Linked DNA regions of Homo sapiens: region 2 is linked to region 1. The links are chromatin contacts, found by POLR2A ChIA-PET in ENCODE. All regions are on one chromosome and are shown on one strand. The core of a region is the stretch at or near the end of the contact, and the rest is flanking DNA. Distances in the headings are between cores, read along the strand shown.

What was found. ChIA-PET counts read pairs that join two places held with the same protein, here RNA polymerase II (POLR2A).
Region 2: POLR2A ChIA-PET joins it to region 1 with 13 read pairs in OCI-LY7. The contact joins the promoter of PPP2R5A here to the promoter of PTPN7 in region 1. POLR2A ChIA-PET finds 5 or more read pairs at or near these places in 2 of 52 experiments (OCI-LY7 and activated T-cell).

What each region holds. Positions count from the first base shown.
Region 1 is chr1:202,159,352-202,162,997 of GRCh38, forward strand. It overlaps PTPN7 (protein tyrosine phosphatase non-receptor type 7), which reads right to left and starts at 1,251. Exons shown (of 10, transcript NM_002832.4): 1 at 1,194-1,251; 2 at 1-103. The coding sequence starts at 51. RefSeq lists enhancers at 1-11, 112-201, 462-541.
Region 2 is chr1:212,283,709-212,287,354 of GRCh38, forward strand. PPP2R5A (protein phosphatase 2 regulatory subunit B'alpha) reads left to right here and starts at 1,702. Exons shown (of 13, transcript NM_006243.4): 1 at 1,702-2,583. The coding sequence starts at 2,403. LINC02608 (long intergenic non-protein coding RNA 2608) reads right to left here and starts at 1,313. Exons shown (of 4, transcript NR_125984.1): 1 at 1,271-1,313. RefSeq lists an enhancer at 1,215-1,294 and a silencer at 1,465-2,434.

The DNA of each region.
Region 1 (3,646 bases), core at 1-2,500:
AGACAAGGTCAACGGCTGTGCTCTGGAGCGCCCCCCATGGGCTTGGACCATGCTGAGGTGGGGTGCTGGGCCCAGGGGAGGCTCACTCAGCCATGAGGTCTGCCTGAAAGACAGGGCCCTCCGCTGCTGTTCTCTGGCCTGCCTGATTGGCCAGAAGGAGGCTCCCATGCCAGGCCAGGTTTGCACTCTGTTTTCACTGGGGCGTCTTCTGTTCCCCAAGAGGTGGCCTCATTTTCACTAAGGGAAGGACAGGATCTATTTGGTGGGACCCAGGGCAGAAGGCAGTCTCGGGGTAGAGTAACGGCAAGATAAAGGGTAGAGATTGTGGATGAAGATAGGAAAGAATCCAGAAGGAGGAAAAGAGAGAGGGGAGAGAGGCCACACACCAGAGTACACAGGGCTCTGAGCAGGTCCAAGTGGGAGAAGGCAAGGGAGGAAACAGAAAATATGTGTTCTCTAGGACGGAAGGGAGAAAGCACGCAGAAGCCATCTCTGAGCTAACCAGTGGGCCTTCCCCTGAACAGAGAATGGAGGCCTCCAGCAGTGTTGGAGCTGGTTGGGCAGCCAGGCAGGCGGGCTCCTGGACCCCAGCAGGGTCCTCTCCTAACTGCTGCTGTTCCACTCCCAGGTCTGTTTCTGGCTTCTGGGGTCTCTGTCCAGGGAGGTAGGCTGGAGGTGTTTCCTTCCTCCTCCTGCCCATCCCCCCGTCTCCCGCCTCTGTAACCGTCACAGGAAATGGCCTCACCAAGCCCTTGAACGACAGCGCATGGTGAGGCGACAGCTGGGGGCAAGACAGGAGGCATGGAGGTGGTGGGACCATCTCCTCTTGGGGGCAGTCCCTATCTCCCAGAGCCAGGGTCACAGTGGGCGAGGTGGCGGGGGTGTTGAATCACCAAGGCAGCAGGGACGGAGGTGAGGGGACAGAATGGGCCTGGCACAGGTGTGAGTGGTAGAGCGAGGGTCTCTGGTAGCAGAAAAGGTCCCTTCAGCCTCTGCTCTCCTTGTAGCTCCCTGTGGCTTCCCTGCTCACCCCCGTCTTGGGGACATCAGGTCTGTGAGCACCCATACCCCAGCCAGGCACTGTGGCGCCCCACTCGCCCTCCCGCACTCCCTCCTAGAGATGCCCTCTTATATCCCCGGAGTTCGCACCCCCCGGGGCCACAGGACTCCCAGTCCCCCCTTCAGATACTTACTGAAGCAGCTGTGGCCCCCAGGCTGCCTCTTGCCAGCTGTCTGTCTGTCTGTCGGTCTGTCTTTGAGGGCTGAGAAGGCTCCAGGAAGCCAGCTTCCTCCCTCCGCCCCTCCTTGCTGCCACCCACGCACACCCCAGCTGCATTCTGCCCTCCTGTGCCTGCTGCCGCTGCCACCAGGGGTCGGCTGCCTCCCGCCTGTGCCCTTCTGGGGCCCAAGGCCCCGTTCCCTGGGAATGGGTGAGGGGCCAGGCCTTCCCGACCATCCTGCTTTCCCCAGCTTCCAGACCCTCTCCCCTCTTCTGTGTTTCTCCTCTGGGTCTTTGTCACATCCAGCCGCTGCCTACTTGCTGGGCACAGCTCGCCTGACCCCCAGCTCTGTGCTGTCCCACAAAGAACCCAAGGCTCTCCTGCTCAACCTGACCTTGGCCGGAGGCTTATTTCTCCTTCTCTGCTTCTGCCCCACAGCCCTCTCCCTCAAGGCCCTCTCCCTCAAGGCCCTCTCCCTCAAAGCCCTTGCTGCTTCAAGCCTTGGGAATTCATGGCCAAGCACAGACCACATCTTCCCAGAGCAGATGTGGCACAGACTCGGGGTGGGGAAAAAGAAGAAGCAAGAATCCATGCCTCACAATGTGAAGGAAAGGGCCGGGGCCAGGCCAAAAAGGTCGTCTCCACGCCTGTGCCACGGCCCAGCTCTCCACAGCCCACGGCCTGAGTGTAGGCCAGCCCAGCAGGAAGCAGATAGCAGAGTCCACTTGTGGGAGGGAGTCCGAGGGGCTTCCCCTGGGCCCTCAGCCCCCTGCAGGCCTCCTCCCAGAACCCTGACATCTACTTAGAAGACTTACAGACAGTGGACAGTCTCTGGCCCTCACACCAGGGGACTCCCATGTCCTCTTCGCTGCTGGGGTGCCTGGATGCCTGGGACCTGAAGGGTGGCCCCCAAGTCCAAGACTCCTCTGCCCACTGCCCCTGCCTGACCTTGGCAGGCTCCTTGCGGGCCAGCAGCCCAGCCGGTTCATGCTCGCTGCACGCCTCCTTTTACCTTGTAACATTTCAAACGCCCTTCCCTTCCCGGCCCCCAACATGCACAATCCACGTCCTCTTTCTTCCTCCCACTTCCCTGATTCAGCTGTCAAATGGTGACAGCAAAAAAGAAATGAGGTACCCTAGGCACAGGGGGTAGGCATGCCGGAGGGGGTGGTCGGGAGGGGGCTGGCCTTCTGCTGGCCCCTTGAGGAGGAGGGTTGAGACGAAGAACAAGAACAGCCCCCAGAGGCTCAGAAGGCCTCCCAGCACCCGCCCTTGCTCTTGGCAGTGGGGACAGGGGCTGGCTCTTTTTTGAGCCCCTCCATGGCCAGCTGATCCTGGCACCTCCTTCCCTGCAGCCTGCGTTCCTCTCCGGAGTGGGTGGGTTTCCCTGAGGAGGAGGCCGATTAGGGCTGGGAAAGGGGTTGGTTCCCGTGCTCAGGACAGACTGGAGGGAAGCAGGAACCTGGGAATCCCTAACATGCTTGCGAGCAGTGACCTGGAGACTGGCCTCTGCCTCACCCCCCACACCAGTCAGTGTTTCCACTGGTGGGTAGTGGGGGCCCTGGGGACACAGGAGGGGGCAGGTGGGGGTTGGAAAGAGGGCCCGGCTCTGAGCCTATGCTGATTGTTATCAAGAACAGGAAGCTAGGACACCACAGGGGTGGGAGGAGGAAGCGGCAAAGCCCTCCCCACACAGGTCTGCCTGGTCCCCCCAAGTTTCCAGGGTCTGAGCCCTGTTGGCTGTGAGCCCACCCCTTTCCCCCACAGACTGAGGCCTAGCAGTGGCTGGACAGTTGGAAGCTGAGCTTCACAGCAAGGAAGCTGGGAGCCAGGCGATGGGGAAGATAGTTGGGGTTGGGGGTGGGGGTAGTGGCTGAGCATTAGGCAAGACCTCTCAAAGATCCCCTGTTCCCTCTGGGTGGATGTGGGGTAGAGGGGACAGTCACTCCTTGGCTCCTGCCCACTCCTTCTTCCCCTGTGCTTAGGGATACCTGGACATCCATGGAGGTGTGTGGCCAGAGCTCATGAGGGCTGAGGATGCCAACTGCAACCTCAGATGGCACAAGACATGCGTCATCGCCCTGCACCTCCCCCTCCCCAGCCTGGCCTGGTGACTTGGGACGCCCCTCTCTGCCCTCTCTGGAGTGGACTCTGTCCCATCCGGGCTGTTGGAAGGCTCCTGGGCGTGACTCCCTCTCCCCTCCAGAACCTTCCCACCCCTGGGGCCAAAAGGTCACAGCAGCTCTCAAACTTCCATCACTCGAATCGATTTGTGTTCCTGGGTTGAGATTTAGGTTCTAGCCACCCTCGACTCCAGAGAAAGTATAGTAATAGTTGGAAATCAGAAAGATCTATGCATAATGAGTCTAAACGTAGCTTATTAACTGTGTGACCTTGGGCAAATTGCTGAGTCTCAGGCTCCTCCT
Region 2 (3,646 bases), core at 452-2,951, about 10 Mb after region 1:
TTCTTTTAGGGGATCAGTATGTGGAATGATGTGCCTGAACTAAAAAGAGTTTTTGTGGGCACATGTAGGAATTTACACTTGGAAAGACAGGAGTCAGATCGCAGAGAGTCTTGAATTTGGACTCTATTCTGCAGGTATTGGGTGGTTCCTCAAACACGCAGGTAAGATAAAAGTGATCTTAAAAGATTGATGTGGCAGTGAGTTTGAAAGCCGTGAACTACGTTTGGCGGTCTTTGTACACATTGGGAGAAACGCCAATTGTGAAAGTAGATTTAACATGATCTGGAGCTTGACTATGTGAGAAAGCGAAAAGTGTCAGAAACGCTGCTGAGGTTTGAACCTCCTTGACTGGGAGGATTATGTACAATTTCACCGCCCAGCAAATCTGAAGGAGGAAATGTTTTGAGGATAGTATGTTTGGTTCTAGGTCTAGAATTCAACTTCCTGCCAAATTTGGAATCTTCTGTACATATGCATCAGGTGGCTTCGTTTAAATATACGACAATTACTTTTATTATGTTGAAAGGAAAAGGTCTGGAGCTCGAGGGAGGGGATTACAGATTTGGGTCCATTGGCGCAAAGGGAGGCTGACTGTTCAGATTAATAATTATTAACGGCCACCGTATGGAAAGCACTGCACGAAAAACTAAGATGACCAGTCCTCGTCCTTAAGAAATTCAAAATCTAGACGGAATCTCCAAGAAAGAGATTCCGGTAAGAGTACATGGCAAGCCTCCATATCCACACACCACTGACCAATGAATTTGTACTCTTCTCGTTGGAGTAGTTGAGGGCCTTTGGCTCAAGGAGGGGTGAAAATTAGCAGGATACTAAATTGGGAATGAGAAATCTCTTTTTAGAGGGCGTGGACTTGCAGAACTCTTTGAAGCAGCAGATGCTAGACTGCCCAAACCCCACGCGAGAGTAGCTCTCTGGAGTTGCGGAGTCCGAACCTCCCAAGAGCTACAAATTTATTCCGCAACTACCAATTTTGCGGTTTGGGGCCAGTAAGGCGCCAAGACCCGCCCAGGTGTCCAGACCTCGCAACGATTGGACGAGCTCACCTTCTCGCCTTCCCCGGGCCCCTCGCCCGTCAATCACACTGCTTGCTCGCCACCTGACCTCTGCTGCGCCCCCTTTCAGTGGTGTAACACCTGGCGCTCTTTCGCGCCCCAGCCCTCCGGCGCCCCACCAATCGCTTCAGTTCTTCATTGGCCAGCAGAGAGGTGAGGGAAGGGAAGGGGCGCTCTATTTTGCTCTCTGAACGCACCCTCTCAAGTTTCCCAGTCTTCTCGTAGACGGTCAGGAGAGCAATGACAGCCTGGAGCAGTCGCGCGTGAGCGCAAAAATGCCCGCTGGTGGAGGAGCGCTTCCCCTCCCTCCCAAGCGATTTGCCGCATTTGTTCTGACGCAGGGGCACCCCGCTCGCCGTCTTCACTTACGATTGGCTGTGGCCGAAGCCCGTCACACAGCCCGCCCCACTCCTCTGCCTCAAGAGGCCGCACCTCACGCCGTCGCTGCCGCTTAGCCGTGTGATTGGCTAAGAGGGCTGGCATGCTTTCCCGCCCCCTCCCCCGCCGCCGCACCAAGAGGCGGGCGGGACCCCGCGGAAGTTGTCAGTCAAACTCCTCCTTCCCACCCCTTGCGAGGCCCCTCCCCGGGCCGCGCGCCCTGGCGCGCGCACACGCGCACACACTCCCCAGTCGCCTGTACCAACCACCTTCTCAAGTTGTAGCGGTCGCTCGCCTGGGGTTCTCCGTGGGCGGCCGACGGGCGCGTGGGGGAGGGGGTTCGGGCCGCCCAGCGCGGCAAGGAGCGAGTGTGTGCACGCAGAGGGCCGGGGCTACGGGGCAGCGCCCCGGGCGATGAGGGGCCGGCGTTGACCGGGAAGAGCGGGCACCGCGGCAGTGGCTCCGAGGGGACCCGCGATGGCAGCGCCCTGAGAGGAGGCTCCAGGCAGGGCGGGCTGCGCTGGCAGCGGCCGCTGAGGTGCTGGCCGGCCGGCTGGCTGGCGACGGGGGCAGAAGCGACGAGAGGCGCGCTCGGCACCCGCACCCCCGTGCCCCCGCCTCAGTTGTCTAAACTTCGGGCTCTCTTCCACCCGCTCTGCGCGCCCAGAGTCAACAACTTCTTCACCCCCCTCCGCCCCCGCCCTTCCCTCCGTCAGCCCCGGGAGCTCGCCGCGCGCCGGGGACCAGGAACCTCCAGCGCTGAGATGTGGCCGTGAGGCGTTGGCGGGCGGCGAGGAGAAGCTCGGCGGCGTCCCGGGGCCGGAGGGCCGTGGGGCCGGGGCGCAGGGGCGCGAGCACCCCGCGCCTCTCCCCCGCCTCCTCCTGCCGTCTCCGCCGCTGCCCGTGCCTTGCAAGCAGCAGCCGGAGCTGCCAAGCGTCAGGGCCGCGGAGATGTCGTCGTCGTCGCCGCCGGCGGGGGCTGCCAGCGCCGCCATCTCGGCCTCGGAGAAAGTGGACGGCTTCACCCGGAAATCGGTCCGCAAGGCGCAGAGGCAGAAGCGCTCCCAGGGCTCGTCGCAGTTTCGCAGCCAGGGCAGCCAGGCAGAGCTGCACCCGCTGCCCCAGCTCAAAGGTAACCTCCGAGGGCGCAGCCCCAGCAGCGAGCGCAGGGGCTGGCAACGCTTGCCTCTGCGCCAGCAGAGCCATTTCCTGCTGGGTTTCTCCTGCTCAGTTGGGACTGGTAGTGTGTGAGCCGAGTTCCCCACAATGCCTTGGCGTCACCTCACGCCCTCCTCCTTATTCAAACAGGTTTTCTGTGAAGTCTTGGCTGTTTCCTTCTAATTCCCACCTGAACTCTTTCCATCCTAGGGGAGGCCAACACCCTTCCCCACCTGCGCGCTTGCTTAACCTGCACTTCCTATCTTGCGTCCCGTGAAGTAGAGTCCTTCACTCCTCTTCCAGGTTTGCCCTTTCCCGGTCTTGCTTTAACAACCGCACGAACCTTCCCCGACCTTCACTTTCCCGAGTGTCAGCTCCTCTGTTCGGCCACTTTTAGCTAGTCCTTTACTTTTACAGTTATAAAGCCGTCTGCACCCACCTTCTTCTCAACTTCACTTCCCATTGATTGCCCCTAAGAGTCATCAGACCAGGAATCCGAATGCAAACAACGGTTAAGAGTTAGCTGGCCTTTGGATGTATTTATAAAGAAAAAGCCTAAAATTTGACCAGTGTAGTATCTTATTCACAGGATCGTTAGCTTTAAATGGTATCCTTTAGCTCAAGGAATAGATTTAAAATATTCTGTTGTCTGAGCCGATACACATGGTCTATTTGGAAATACGAAGGAGTAGGTAGTGTTGCTTTGCAGTCGAATGGGAACTTAGTTTGCCAGGCAGTGATTCCAGGGACTTTGTAGGTTTGTACAGGAATTCAAATTGGTATCCGTGCCTAATGCCTTGCAGGAGAACTTGGCACTCTTTTTGGCTCACTTTTCCCACTAGGTTTAGAGGATTTTCGATGTTATTTCCTGGTGTTCTAGTTTATTCTTTGTGTATTACTCATGCTTAATTTTATAATTTTAATGTCCTTGCTTTTTATGAGATAGAAATGTTGGAACAAGATGATAATGCTCCTACATATTTAGATAAAATTTGCAACCTGACGGAAATCCCTATCATCTGATGTTCAGATTTTTC